4 separate regions of the Homo sapiens genome follow, and all the other regions are linked to region 2. Evidence: chromatin contacts called from ENCODE Hi-C or POLR2A ChIA-PET data. All regions are on one chromosome and are shown on one strand. Each heading gives the region's core, a stretch centred on a gene start or an enhancer-like site at or near the end of the contact. The rest is flanking DNA. Distances are from core to core; before and after follow the strand shown. Region 1 holds the start of LINC02068 (long intergenic non-protein coding RNA 2068). Region 2 holds the start of PLD1 (phospholipase D1). Region 3 overlaps TNIK (TRAF2 and NCK interacting kinase). Region 4 overlaps TNIK (TRAF2 and NCK interacting kinase).

Evidence for each region. A loop is a pair of places that touch in the nucleus more often than their neighbours do. ChIA-PET counts read pairs that join two places held with the same protein, here RNA polymerase II (POLR2A). Pooled maps may share reads with other maps.
Region 1: a loop to region 2 is called in a pooled map, with 6 times the contacts of the local background. The contact joins the promoter of LINC02068 here to the promoter of PLD1 in region 2. A Hi-C loop is called at or near these places in 2 of 37 single-sample maps with no recorded cell type and 6 of 50 pooled maps. POLR2A ChIA-PET finds 5 or more read pairs at or near these places in 1 of 52 experiments (GM12878).
Region 3: a map with no recorded cell type shows a loop between it and region 2 (2.8-fold over the local background). The contact joins the enhancer-like site here to the promoter of PLD1 in region 2. A Hi-C loop is called at or near these places in 4 of 37 single-sample maps with no recorded cell type and 3 of 50 pooled maps. POLR2A ChIA-PET finds 5 or more read pairs at or near these places in 1 of 52 experiments (Panc1).
Region 4: a map with no recorded cell type shows a loop between it and region 2 (2.7-fold over the local background). The contact joins the enhancer-like site here to the promoter of PLD1 in region 2. A Hi-C loop is called at or near these places in 6 of 37 single-sample maps with no recorded cell type and 5 of 50 pooled maps. POLR2A ChIA-PET finds 5 or more read pairs at or near these places in 1 of 52 experiments (PC-9).

The regions. Positions count from the first base shown.
Region 1 is chr3:172,593,696-172,596,995 of GRCh38, reverse strand. LINC02068 (long intergenic non-protein coding RNA 2068) reads left to right here and starts at 1,389. Exons shown (of 4, transcript NR_146714.1): 1 at 1,389-1,593; 2 at 2,415-2,535. RefSeq lists a silencer at 583-877.
Region 2 is chr3:171,808,786-171,812,078 of GRCh38, reverse strand. PLD1 (phospholipase D1) reads left to right here and starts at 1,596. Exons shown (of 27, transcript NM_002662.5): 1 at 1,596-1,680.
Region 3 is chr3:171,254,034-171,257,411 of GRCh38, reverse strand. The region is part of intron 2 of TNIK (TRAF2 and NCK interacting kinase); the gene reads left to right. Among named protein-coding and RNA genes, the nearest start is that of MIR569, 150 kb to the right of the region's middle. RefSeq lists enhancers at 384-433, 1,575-1,624. Within about 2 kb of position 2,016, at least 6 of the 41 ENCODE cell types and tissues checked have a DNase peak (open chromatin) inside an H3K27ac peak, as active enhancers do.
Region 4 is chr3:171,281,805-171,285,230 of GRCh38, reverse strand. All of the region lies in intron 2 of TNIK (TRAF2 and NCK interacting kinase), which reads left to right. Among named protein-coding and RNA genes, the nearest start is that of MIR569, 180 kb to the right of the region's middle. Within about 2 kb of position 1,652, at least 13 of the 41 ENCODE cell types and tissues checked have a DNase peak (open chromatin) inside an H3K27ac peak, as active enhancers do.

The sequences.
Region 1 (3,300 bases), core at 140-2,639, 790 kb before region 2:
AGTGTTTACATTTATGTCTGACTCCACTGCCTACTCTCTTTAGGTCAGAATGCCTCCTAGGCCCTCAAAAGCGGAGGCAGCCAGAAACCCAGCATTATTCTTTCTAATCCTCAGTCCTGTAAATGAGAAAATGATGTCTTACTTTTATAAAGTACTACTAATAATAGGGTCTGCATAGGGTACATGAGTGGCAAAGCACCTTCACAAACATATCATTTGGTCTTCTCTTATCACCCCAGGAAGTGGTGAAGAAGCAGGCAAGTGGGAAACTGAGGCTCGGAAAGCTAAAATGGCTTGTCTGAGGACCCACAGCTCAAAAACAGCAGTGTTGTGCCTGAAACTTAACACTTTTAGACTGTGGTGCCGAGTTCTGTTCTCTGTACCTCTCTGGTTTTTGGCATGAAAATAAAGCAGGGAAAGTTAGCAAAGAAATTCATTAACAAAGTTACCATTTAAATAACCTCTCCATCAAATACATGGTCTTCATACTGCAACATTTCCAGGTGAATAACTTTGGTGTTTCTCTTCTGACAGTGGCGTTCACAATACATACAAGAGGGAGCTTGGAGATCACACATTTCCTTACCTTGGAGGCTGAAGAAGATCCTGGTTTATGAACTCTCTGTTAGTAAGAAAACCAGCAAAAAGGCCTTTCAGATTCTCCGTCCCATATAGTGTGCTATTCAGGAGAGCCGATAGAGGGCGGTTACTGAACACAGATCGTGTGAAAATTAACAGCTTCCGAACTGATTTCTTTGCATTGGCTTTGTCAGTTTTACTTTCTATTTCTTGGGAAATATTTCTATTTCTAGTTCTATTAGATTTCTATTTCTATTCGTTTCTATTTCTTGGGAGTATGTCAGGGGAAGGCCAAGATCATAGCAGCAACGCAGACAGGATTTATGAAGTCTGCTTACCATTTCTCATAGAACTCTAGATTCTCCAAGCCTACAAGATTCTCCAAGCCTACAAGATTTATTCTAATAACCCCTGAAGTTAATCAGATTCATCTTATCCCTGACTCCTCACCCCTCTTCTCTCACCAATACACATGTCCTCTTGCTCCTGGTAATAACACAAAAACAACATGGTTAAATTTTGGACTGAACAATTACTAGGCAAGAGAAAGCACAAAATCCTTTGGTCTTGCACAGCTAATGGTAAGCAGCAACTGGAAATAAAAACAAATACACATTATGAGTTCAGCTATATCTCAAGTTAGTTTTTTTGCTTTTGCTTTTGTTTTCTTTTCCCTGCTCTATTAATGAGTTAATCAATTAAGATTTTCTTTCCTTGCATGGAAAGATTTTTGGCTTTGTTTTTAGATTAAGAAAGCTTTTCTCAGTTTCTTAGTTAATTATGAACATGCACTATCACATCATCTTGGACTCAATTCAAAAACTTATCTAAAACATGTAATTACTGGGAAATTCCAGATTAATTTCCTGCAAGTTTTAGTTAGTTAACGATTGTGTTAAACACTTAAGAGAGCAGCTCCTAGATGACTAAACCTGCTCAGCTGAAATCAAATGCTCTCATGCTTCCCTGAATGGACACACACAGAGTCTCTTCACCTGAGGAATAAAGTGTAAGGTGAGGACCCGGTTCTTACCTAAGAGAACAAAATAGCAAAGACACCTCTATAGCTTTGAGAATACGGACATGTTGGGCCGGGTGCGGTGGCTCATGCCTGTAATCCCAGCACACTGGGAGGCCGAGGCGGGTGGATCACCTGAGGTCAGAAGTTCAAGACCAGCCTGGTCAACATGGTGAAACCCCATTTCTACTAAATATACACAAATTAGCCAGACGTGGTGGTGGGCGCCTGTAATCCCAGCTACTCAGGAGGCTGAGGCAGGAGAATTGCTTGAATGCAGGAGGTGGAGGTTACAGTAAGCTGAGATTGCGCCATTGCGCTCCAGCCTGGGCAACAAGAGTGAAACTTCATCTCAAAAGAGAAAAAAAAAAGGGATACAGGCATGTCTTCTTGAGTTCTGGGTGAGAAAGAAAAAAAAGAATACAGATATGAAAGCTAGTATATACTCATGTATATATGAATGTATATACATTATATAAAGGTATTTATCTTGAGAGCTTATTGTTTTAATAATAATTCTTTTCCTATGGAGAACTCAAAATAATATATTGAGTCCCTGTCTGCATTGCCTTGGCGGGGAGGGAAGGTCGGAAAGAGAGAGAACAGGAGAAACGAAAGTTCACTTCAGGTCCTAGGTCACGTGGTGAATTTGGCAGAGCTTGACCGGGAACGCCTGCTTTTGTTAGACTTTGAGACTTGTAGGAAAACACTCCAAACAAAGGCCTTAAGACAAATCTACCAGTTGAGGTAGGAAATCCACTGAGATATTTAGTAGACAGAACTTGATAATTTCTTTCCTTTCATATTTTCATTTTAGATCTTCAGAACTTTTATTCAGGGGAGAAAGGCCCAGGTAGCTGCTGCTGTTCAGCTTAAGGCTAATCTGACCTTCTATAACAGGAGTTCAAGTCCCAGAAATCCCTAGTCCTCCATCAGAGGTAAGTAAGGATGGCAGCTGAACCCAAGAAAAGGAGCATGAATGATTAACTCTTCCTTCATTTCACCTCAGAAAATGGGGGCTGGGCGCAGTGGCTCACACCTGTAATCCCAGCACTTTGGGAGGCTGAGGCAGATGGATCACTGAGGTCAGGAGTTTGAGACCAGCTTGGCCAATGTGGTGAAATCCCATCTCTGCTAAAAATACAAAAATTAGCCAGGCGTGGTGGCGTGTGCCTGTAATCCCAGCTACACCAGAGGCTGAGGCAGGAGAATTGCTTGAACCCAGGAGGTGGAGGTTGCAGTGAGCTGAGATCACGCCATTGCACTCCAGCCTGGACAACAAGAGTGAAACTCCATCTCAAAAAAAAAAAAAAAAAAAAAAAGGAAAGAAAGAAAGAAAAGAAAAATAAAATGTGGGGAAAAATATTTTACTTTAATACTTTGCCTGCCCTGTCAAGACGTAGTTCATCATGCTTTGTGGGGAAAAAATTCACAATTAAAAGGATTTAGCTCTGTGTGACAGCTGATATTCTTAACTGCAACGGTCTTTCTGAGGAGTTATTATTTCAAAGAAAAAAGTGCATTGAGGACAATAAATATGTTTATTTTCATTGGTAAAGAAGGAAAGTAGAATAAGTTTTCATATTTGTTTTTAAGAATATGAATTCTACTCTGTTCTTTGCAATGTTTTCTATCTTCTAGCAAACACATTAAAAGGGCATTTATTTTTCTTACGCTCAACCAGAAGCAGCTAGTGTGTACTG
Region 2 (3,293 bases), core at 347-2,846:
ACTGGTCTTGAGCTCCTGACCTCAGGTAATCAACGCGCTTCGGCCTCCCAAAGTGTTGGGATTACAGGTGTGAGCCACTGCGCTTGGCCTTGATAATTTTATTTCTAATTAGATTTAGTAGAAAGACCTATTGTTGGAGGCAAGTGCCAAATGTTTTCATAGTGACACTTAAGAATTTGGGATGCAATTTTATAGACTGCTGCTTCTCAACCAAAAGCATTATAATTTCTAAAGACAAGCTTGTAAGAATGCAGTTACGTGTGTGCACAAGACTTATCAGACCATCTGTGACTAATAAAGCTTGAGAAAGAGGGGAGGAGAGAGGGTATTCTGCCTTCCAGTAACATGCTTGTCTGAAACTTACTAAACTCCTCTTAGGCAATACTCTGCTCAGAGAGTCATGTGTTTAATTGTAAAAATCTGTCAGTATCATAGGATTCAAAAGACATCAATCATTTATGTCAACAAGGAAAGAGTGAGGGCTGTGTGACTCTTCTATCATTAGGAAAAGATGTGCTCAAGAGACAAAAATGTGGTCTAAGGAGGGCTGAGCAACTGTAGGTTACAGGAAAACTGAGTTCCAGACTATAATTTGGCCCCCCTCCCCTAATTTGGACTGGTATATTATATTTTTCATTTCATGCAATGCCATGTGTGCAGTAAGACATTATGTAACTTGGTCAGTCGCAGTTGTGTAATATCCACTAAATGCTTTAAAGTGGCTGACGTTATTAGCAGTTTGGTGCATGGGGAGGCCATTGCTTCCCCTGGCTTTGGCGGGATGCAATATCGTGTAATGAGGTTGGAACTGGCCTATATTCAAAATTACATTCCCAAAGGGCTGCTATTCAAGCCACATGACAACTGGTTCTCTTTTTCTTAAGACTTTATTCTAAGTGGACTGAAAACAGCAAAATTGCCGTGTTTGAACGGTTCCATAGGTGGAATGGGTCTTTTCCCTGTTTTGCTCCCAATTTATTATTTTATGCTAAGATTTCTGAATTATAACCAGTTTTAGAGACATCGGGACACAAATTCCCGTCCCCCTCCATCTAAGCTGTGTGACCTCGGGCTGGTTCTGAGCCTTCATTTCCTTACCTGTAAATTGGCGATAACACTTCCCTAAGGAGGTGCAAGAAGGCTTATAAAGACTCCAGCAAAGCTCCAGTCTCTTAATTATGTCACCTCAGGCAAGTTATTTAGCCGTTTGATTTGCTGATTCCTTACTTATAAGTTGGACCAGTTGTGGCTACTATCCGCAGTAGTCGAAGAATAGATATCATAGGCAAAGCTCCGGGAAAGGTGGCTGGTCCTTGGCGGCTCGAGAGGACCTGATAATGGTCCTAATAGCGAGCATTCCCTAGGGTGATGCGGTCGAGTTATGAAACTTTGGGAAAAGAGAACAAGGAACGCGGGCGATCAGAGGCCCAGTCGCGAGACCTGCCCCGCTGGGGCCTCCAGCCGGCACCGCGACGCCCCGGGACCTGGCACCGCCTCGCTCCACCCCTGCGAATCCGGGGCGAATCCGGGCGGAGAGTTCCTGCCGGCCGCGCAGCGCAGAGCCCCCTCCGGCCCGCCCTCTCTCCCTCCCTCCCGCTGAGCTCCAGCTGTGCCAGAGGCACCCGAGCCCTGAGAGTCCGCCGCCAACGCGCAGGTGCTAGCGGCCCCTTCGCCCTGCAGGTAGGAGCCGCGCCGAGACCCGGATCACCGGGCGCCCGTGGGAGCCGGGTTTCCACTGCCCTCGCCCTCCGTCCCTCCTCCGCCCAACCTGGGCAGCTGGCCGCTCCCCGCCCAACTTGGACGGGATTTCAGCGAGTGAGTCGGCGGCGGACTCCCTAGCGATCCCCAAGGGCCTCCCTCGCACGCCTTCGGGTGGAATTCCTGCAGGGTGAAAGCTGACAACTCTGGCACGCACTTTTGCCGCGCGGGCGGCTGCCTGGAGCGCAGAGCCGCGCAGGCTCAGGCTGAAGCCCAGGCGTCCTCTGCAGGATGCACCGCCTCGCCGCCACAGGGCTTCGGGTGCAGTGTGTGTGGTGTCCCCAGGTCATCCGGGCGCCCTTGGTTCGGGTGCGCGGTGGCATGACTGGGCTGGTGGGGGCGATGGGACCGGCATCCCGTACCAACCAGGAAGTGCCGCGTCCCAAGGCTTCGAGCCCAGCCCGCAGAGCACGGTCCTGGGGGTGTGATCACAGCTGCTGACCGCGGCTCCCGCCGTGTGATGTGACCACTCGGAGGTGGGGCGAGGGGGCCGGGGGCCAGCAGCAGGGAGTGTGTAAAAGGTCTTCTTCCTCACAATACGATTGAAGGTGTTTGGGACGTAGGGCTCAGATCCAGGAGTGCCGTCCTCCAAGCCTTCCATAGGATTTTGTGACGCCCTTGAGAACCGCCCTTGTAGACTCAGTCCTGAACTACCGCCACGCCTGTATTTGCTCCTCCTCATCTCGGATTATTGCTTTCTTTACTTCCTCTGTGAAGCACTAAATACTAGTAGCTTTTTAAGAACAGACCACAACAGTTTCTTCGTTTGACCATTACTAAGTCTGCCTCCAAAATGGGGAGTTCCGTTAACTTTATCAGCCAGCCCTGCCAATTTTAGTTAAGATAAGCCTTCGTGGGCCTCCAAAGGCCTCTGAGAGACTAGGTACCCAGAGACCTCTGAGGTATGTTAAATGGTTTAGTTCGTGGTGGTGCAATGAAAACTTAAAGAAGGAAAGGAATCTGCAATTTGAACTGTTAACAGACCCCACATTTACACACTGCCTATTTGAATAAGAATCTCTTTCAGTATTAAATGTTTTGTGACACACAAATGAATTTGTACACAGTCTTTTAGCTTGAATTTGTAGACAGCCTTTAAATGTTGTTTGGGGATCTTTGGACTAATTGTATAAGCGCTCAGTCTGGCTTCTCAAGAACCAGTACAGTTAACAATCCATATAAAAAGTTGGAGTGCTGCCTGGGCGCGGTGACTCACGCCTGTAATCCCAGCACTTTGGGAGGCTGAGGCGGGCAGATCACCTGAGGTCAGGAGTTTGAGACCAGCCTGGCCAACATGGTGAAACCCCGCCTCTACTAAAAATACAAAAATTAGCCAGGCGTGGTGGCACACGCCTGTAATCCCAGCCACTCGGGAGGCTGAGGCAGGAGAATCGCTTGAACCCGGGAGGCGGAGGTTGCAGTGAGCCGAGATGGAGCCATTGCACGCCAGCCTGGGCGACAGGGCAAGAATCTGTCTCAAAAAAAAAAAAAAAAAAAAAAAAAAATTGAATGCTAAGGCTTTGAGGAAAAAGTGT
Region 3 (3,378 bases), core at 767-3,266, 560 kb after region 2:
GATGAGGTGACTGAAGCTGAGAGTGGTTAAAGTGTCAGGGTCACATGTCTGGTAGGGTTAGAGCTGAAATTTGGACTCCTGTAATGCTAAGTAAATTTGCATGCTGCCATGATGGCCAGTTACATGGAATCATTTAAACCTCTTTTTACATTAAGCCTGTGGAAAATGAATTCCCAGTTCTAGAGTACCGCCTGCCCTGGTTCTACAGCATGGTTCCTTGCTTCTTCTAAGTCTCTAGGACCTTGGCAGAGTAGCATACAGTGGTGAGCAGTCTTCTTTTGAGATGAAATGGGCCCAGGGCTGCCTCCTTCATGACTTCATTGTTCCTCTCTCGGCCTGTTTCTGTGCAGCCGCTTGTCATGTCAGTTCCACTTTAAAACCAGAGTAAACAGTTCTTAATAGGTGCTTTTTAAGTTTAAAGAAAGATGGAAAGGATGTTCAGACCTAGGGAAGTAGACCTGTCTCTCAGCAGGTGAGTTATTCTGCTCCTGATGTTTTTATACCAAACTGAAAATATACAGTCACACACTCACCCCTGGGGAAGTGCAGAGGACTCTCTTCATGGGGGGCCAGTGTTACTCTTCTGTCCTGAGTGAGCATTCAGTTTATTTTGATCCCTGGCCTCAAACTCAAATACCCTACTGCAGTCAAAAAGAAACTCCCAAGTCAGAATGGGGATGGTCAGAATTCATCCATTCCTGCCAGTGGTAATAAATGGCTTCTCTTTTGGGTCAGTAGGAAGTAAATTGGATGACTCCTCAGCTAGTCACCCTTTGTAAAGTTCTTTCTGACCTTGAAGCTTAGAGGAAATTGGCTGGAGGGCAAAACAGTATTTCCTAAAGTGTTTATGAAGTAGCTCCCCATGATTCTTCATGGCCAGCACTCTGTCCTTTGTATCTGTGGCTTTGTTTTTTAGTGTTCATGAAGTATTGGAGAAAAGAGTTCCCCAGGCATCTCGTTTGGTTAAGAAGATTGCATCTCCCCATTGGGACATCCTGGCTATTTCCCAGCAAAATGCTCTGCCTCCCTCGACTGTACCACATAAGCTAATTAACCTCTTTATCGATTCTCTTTCTCCTTATTTTAATTTCAGCTGGTATTTCTCTAGGCCCTGGGCCTTGGGAATTGTAGACTCATTTGTTGAACTTCTGGCAGTGTGAAAATTTCTAATAGTTTGCTTTCTGTTCCCATGCATAGTGAAGTAGGCATCAAAGAAAATAATTGATGAAAAAAAACAAGGCTTGGAAAAACCCCGAAACAACAGCCATGCTCAAAAGAGGGAAGAGGACCATTGGGTACTTATTTTTTTTTTCCTTGTTGGGAGCTGTTTTCCTTCTTTTCCCTCTGTGTGGCAAAGTAGTAAATGGTCGTCTTATTAGCTGCTCAGAATACTTTATTCTATAATTCTATATGTTTCTGTGGTTCTATACAACTGCCTTCCTTTGAGTTCCTCCTGGAGAACTAGACCCCTTCCCCCATCACCACTAAGCCATACCCACAATCAATATAAATCCAAGGAGATGGGATGAATTTCAAAACCATAGAGGGCCTAGAAAGTAGAGAAACTGTTGTGGCATTTACGGCTCTTCAATGTCCTTCCAAACAGAAGAATGTTTCTGAAACACTGAGCAGCAGCCACACCTGGGGTCTCTAAAGGCACTCCAGGATATGAACCATGACACCTGATAATGTGCAACAAAATGAGCTTTGTTCTTTTGGGCCTGTGGCACAAAACATTCCTTTGCCCGTGTTCAGGCACCTCAGCTTGAATTCATTTTGTTTACTGACTAATCAGACAACTTTGTATTTATTCTCTGCTGCTTTTGAAGAGGTGGTATAGTGGATAAGTACTTAGGCTACCTTTTTTGGAAATTTGCCTCTGCAAGATGCTTTAAAATCTGTTGATGAGCAGGTGATGTCTAGGTAGTGAATAGAAAAATCGCTTTAGCTTATATCCGGAGTTTGCAAAACAGGAAACTTTCAAAATGATTTGTAGTTTGATTCTGAAACCATCTTAGCTCTAGCTAAGATGGTTGTAACCAGACAGCATTTGTCACCCAGGGAGCTTTAGAAAAATCTACTGTTTCCTCATGGGGAGTAGAGGGATAGATTTTCAAGAATCTTTTTGGTTCATTTGAATGTGGGATTTTCCATAACCTAAAGTAATGATTAATAGTTTCTCTGCTCATATCAGGTTTTGTTGGCCAGATGTTTCTTTCAAGAACTTCAATCCTTTATTGTCTAAATTGAATCAGCATCAGATAAAACATATTGCAACCTCAAAGTCCATTGCAATCCAGCAAAATAAGATGTGGTTATGAACCAAAATTAGAGGAAGAGGCTAGGATGGCACTGAAAATTCTAAGTGATTTTCAGATATGTTAAAAATGGCTTTCTCAAAATTTTGAATCTTTGGAAAAGCCATATGATTAATCTACATGCTAAATCCCTTTTTATTTTACTTCTCAGAACACAATTCCCAAAGCCATTACCATACTCCAAATTATAACGTTTATCTTGCTTATTCAAAAACTGTGAAAAATCAGATCATATTTTCTGAAAATAGCTTTTCTGTACTTATATTTTGCATATCACTTCTGATTATGAAATTGAATTAAAGGAACGAGTCGCTATTGTGTTATCTGCCCACAGATTATTGCAAAATGATAGATAAATGCTGTACTACTAGGATTTCCATTTAGCCCTTATATGTTAGCTGTAAAGGGAGGGATAGACACATGTATCTGTATTAGTAGTTGGGAGTCTTCATCCAGTAATGGAAATTGGATCAGTAATGATCATTGTTTTCTGCCCCAAAGAGAGGCTTATAGGATTATTAATATGAATACTACAAAACATCTGGGTGATGCTTGTATCTAACAGTTTATCTTGGTGATGTATATCCAGAAACTGAATTTACAGTTGCAGGCAGGAAATCTGGGTTTATATTTGAGACTCTGCTTTATATGGGGAAGGGTGAGCAAATATTAAAACTCTAAAAACTGCATTCTCCACTGCTCTAGGTAAAGCCTAAAATTCTGTAAATTAGTTGATCATTCCTTCATCTTGTAGCAGCCTGATAGAGGAAGAGTGTGGTGTGGTCTTTGGGGTCCGAAGAATTTGGAGAATGGTCCTTAAGAAAATCAAATTATCTTTTTAAGACTATTTGGGGTTTTATTCTGTAAAATGTCTTTAGTAATAGACACGCTACATTAAGATCAATATAAATGAGGTATGGAAGGTCTTTGTTCTGTTGTTCCACAAGTACTGGAAGTTACTATTTTCTTGCTAAAATAAACATTCTTAAGAAAAAAGGAAATTTAATATTAATCATTTGCACTTTGGGATGAATTAAGAATTTAAGAGCAGATATTAAAA
Region 4 (3,426 bases), core at 403-2,902, 530 kb after region 2:
TATAAAGAAAACAGTTTTATCAAAAAATTATCAGCTTGAATTTTATGAATGAAGACAGATGATTCCTGTCCATGGAAAATAAATAGTCTGTATCCTTTAAATAATTTAAGGCACATTTCTTGCTAATATTCTGGGTCCACCTATGTCTTGCATTGAAAAAGTATTTACCTAATATCTTAAAGCAGGGCTATGATAACTTAGTTCTCAAGGAAAGAAGGTTTTAAAAATAATTTTCTCTGCTCTCCATTTCTCTTACTGTAAGCATGTGGCAAAGTCTTGGCATCTGCTCAGAATAAATTTTCTGCTTCCTTTCTGTCTTTTAGTCAGCGCACGCTTTCTCTGAGTTCTCCCCCTTACTCCTTCCCTGCTTTAGTAATCTACAGGAAACCAGACCTTACTAATTTGAGTGCTTGCTCTTAGAATTACTTATTACTGTATTAATACATATTTGCTAGAGTTTGTGGAGGATTTGTATTGCTCTAGGTGCTAATAAAAATGTGTAAAAGACAGGCCCCTTAAATAATGTGCAATTTTGAGGGAAACAACAAAGGCAAAAGGATTTCTTTGGGACTGGCTATTTGCAATAAATTGCTCATTTGATTTTATTTTTTATTTTTTTTTTAGCATGCAGGAGGTTTATTAAGAAATGCAATGACGGCAGGATTGGCCAGAGAGAGAAGTCAAGACATGATGCATTCTCAATGGAATGCCTCAGCTGACCATGTGGGGAGTTCTAAAGACGGACTGATGATTCAGAGTGCCCCATGTTGATTTATCAGTAATTTGTTTTGAGCTGCCCTGGAAAGCGGGTGTGAAGTTGGTTGAGAAGGCCCCAGATTTCTCATTTTAAAATGCTGCATGTGAGAGGACATTTTTCACAAAGAACTACTAAATTAAAAAATTGGGGAATAGAACCCTACTATGAACGGAGTGTGTTTCTTCTATTCAGGCACATATTTTTGCCTAATATCCAGATGCTGTTTCCAAAGCTATTTTTTCATGAAATTGTGTTGCTCTAGAATGCTCAATGGTTCTCAAATTTTAGTGTGCATCAGAATCTTAACAATGAGGGGCTAAGACACAAATTCCTGCCCTCCTCCCTGCCGCCCCCCTCCAGAGTTTCAGATTCATAGGTCTCGGTTGGGTCTGAGAATTTGCATTCCCAAGCAAGTTAACAGGTGATGCTGATGTTTCTCAGGGGATAACGGGCAAATGGTGAAACCCAGAAAGTTTTGTTTCTAGATATGAGATCCCATTGTCTTTGCCAATGAAGCTGTGCTGTAACTCCATCTTAACAAGTAACCCCAAATTATACCCACCTGAAAGACCTTTGTGGGTTGTGGAAAACCTGGAAGATGGCTGAGAGACAGTACCCTCGAAGTAGTTCTGAGGAGATTGTTCTGCTTGTATTCCCATGCAGCGCCATCACTGCCTGACTTCCTTATGTGTGTCTGATTTGAGGCAGTTCTCTAGGAACCAGTTCCTGGTGCTGCAGTGCCACTGGCAGCTTCCCAGGGCTTCCAGAACCCTAGTGGCATGGTGGGAACTCCTGTTCCTCACCCGACCTCTCCACAGCCCTGGACCTGTAAGGTTTCTTCCAGGCTACATGGAATTAGATTTCCACTTTTCCTTGGTTCACAGGGGGCAGGAGCCAGGTTGGAACGGCTGCCAAGGAGACTGTCTTTTTTCAGAGCCCTTAACTGGCAGTCAGCAAGACCGAACTCCTCTGCTCCTTGGTGAATGGTGATGCTGATTATTTGGAAGCTTTAGCACCAAAGTTTGAAATTCCCCTAAGTGAATGGTTTTGGCGATCCCCTTCCTTTAGTTATACTATTGGCTTTCTCTCATGTTCATTTAGGTTGCCAAATCTTCTGTATAATCCTCATCCCCCATCAAAAGAGAAAAAAGAAAAAAGAAAAAGAGTAGTTCTATTTTTGTGGAAAAAGAGGAAAGAATCCAGGAAACATTTCAGAGAACTGTATGTTTTCTTAGTTCCTTCTCTCCAGACACGAAATCCAAGGAGTATTTGGTCAGTTGCTAACATTACATGAGGGGCTTTTTTTTTTTTTTAAAGTAGGTATAAAATTTAACTTCTCTGCCCACCTCCTGACAAGAAACTGTGGAAAATATCCAGTTTACACAATTTGAATAAAATTATTCCTTGATAAAGGTCACGTTTTCTTATTCATAAGAATCTTCACAGGAAGATAGCATGGAAAGGGACTAATAGGTGCCCAGGTTCCACTCTGATTGTGCAGAGAATATAAGGCGGGCCCAGGCTGTAAGGAGCCCTCCTACATCATTCTGCTGGTAGAATTAACAGCAGCAATTGCCCAGGTCTGTTGTAAGATTAGGATTCTGCCCACCCTCTGGAGCTGCCACCATTCTGCCTTCTCTTTCTTAGAGTTTTGTATTCTAAGTTTTTACTTTGAATCTTGAGAATAGAAAATAGTTTTCAGTCTCTTGAGATTTTACATAGTTTGTCCATGAGCTTCAGAAATGAGTTCAGTGTAACTGCTTAGATACCTCGATTTATCTTTTTCAGTTTCATTTGTTATTTTTAAAATGCTTTAAGATACGATTAAGAGGCCGGGCGTGGTGGCTCATGCCTGTAATCCCAGCACTTTGGGAGGCCGAGGCAGGTGGATCACCTAAGGCCAGGAGTTCGGGACCAGCCTGGCCAACATGGCGAAACCCCGTCTTTACTAAAAATACAAAAAAATTAGCTGGGCGTGGTGTCAGGCACCCATAATTGCAGCTACTCAGGAGGCTGAGGCAGGAGAAGTGCTTGAACCCAGGAGTTGGAGGTTGCAGTGAGCTGAGATCGCGCCATTGTACTCCAGCCTGGGCAACAAGAGCGAAACTCCATCTCAAAAAAAAAAAAAAAAACAAAAAACCATTAAGAGAATCTGCAGATAGTTCCTTTGGCAGAAATGTTGGTTAAAAAAAATCTTCTGGCTGTGCACCAAGTCAGTGACCTATAAATACTCTGTGCTGGCTCTTCTTTCTCCTCTTTGTGATTCGCTGGGATACAGATCTTGGACTAATGCCTTGAAGAAAATGTTATTTTGATGATAAGCAAATATTTCAATTGATTCTAGAATTGAAGACACTGATTGTGGACTGGATGATTTCTTCTAGCCCAAAATTCATTCTCTAGATTAACCTCAAGTCTGCTGTAAGTGGGGGAGAGGATGCCAGTTCACATTATCACAGTTACCATTATTATTATTATTTTTTGGCCAAAATCAACCTTCATTTCTTAGTGTACATTTCTATAGTTACTAATTCAGTCAGGCTCAACTGGGTTCTCTGCTTCAATGCTCATAAGGCTAACTCAAGGCATCAGCCAGACTGGGCTTTTTTTCTGGAAGCTCAAGTAAAAAATCCACTTCCAAAGCTCATTCAAATGGTTGGGAAAATTTA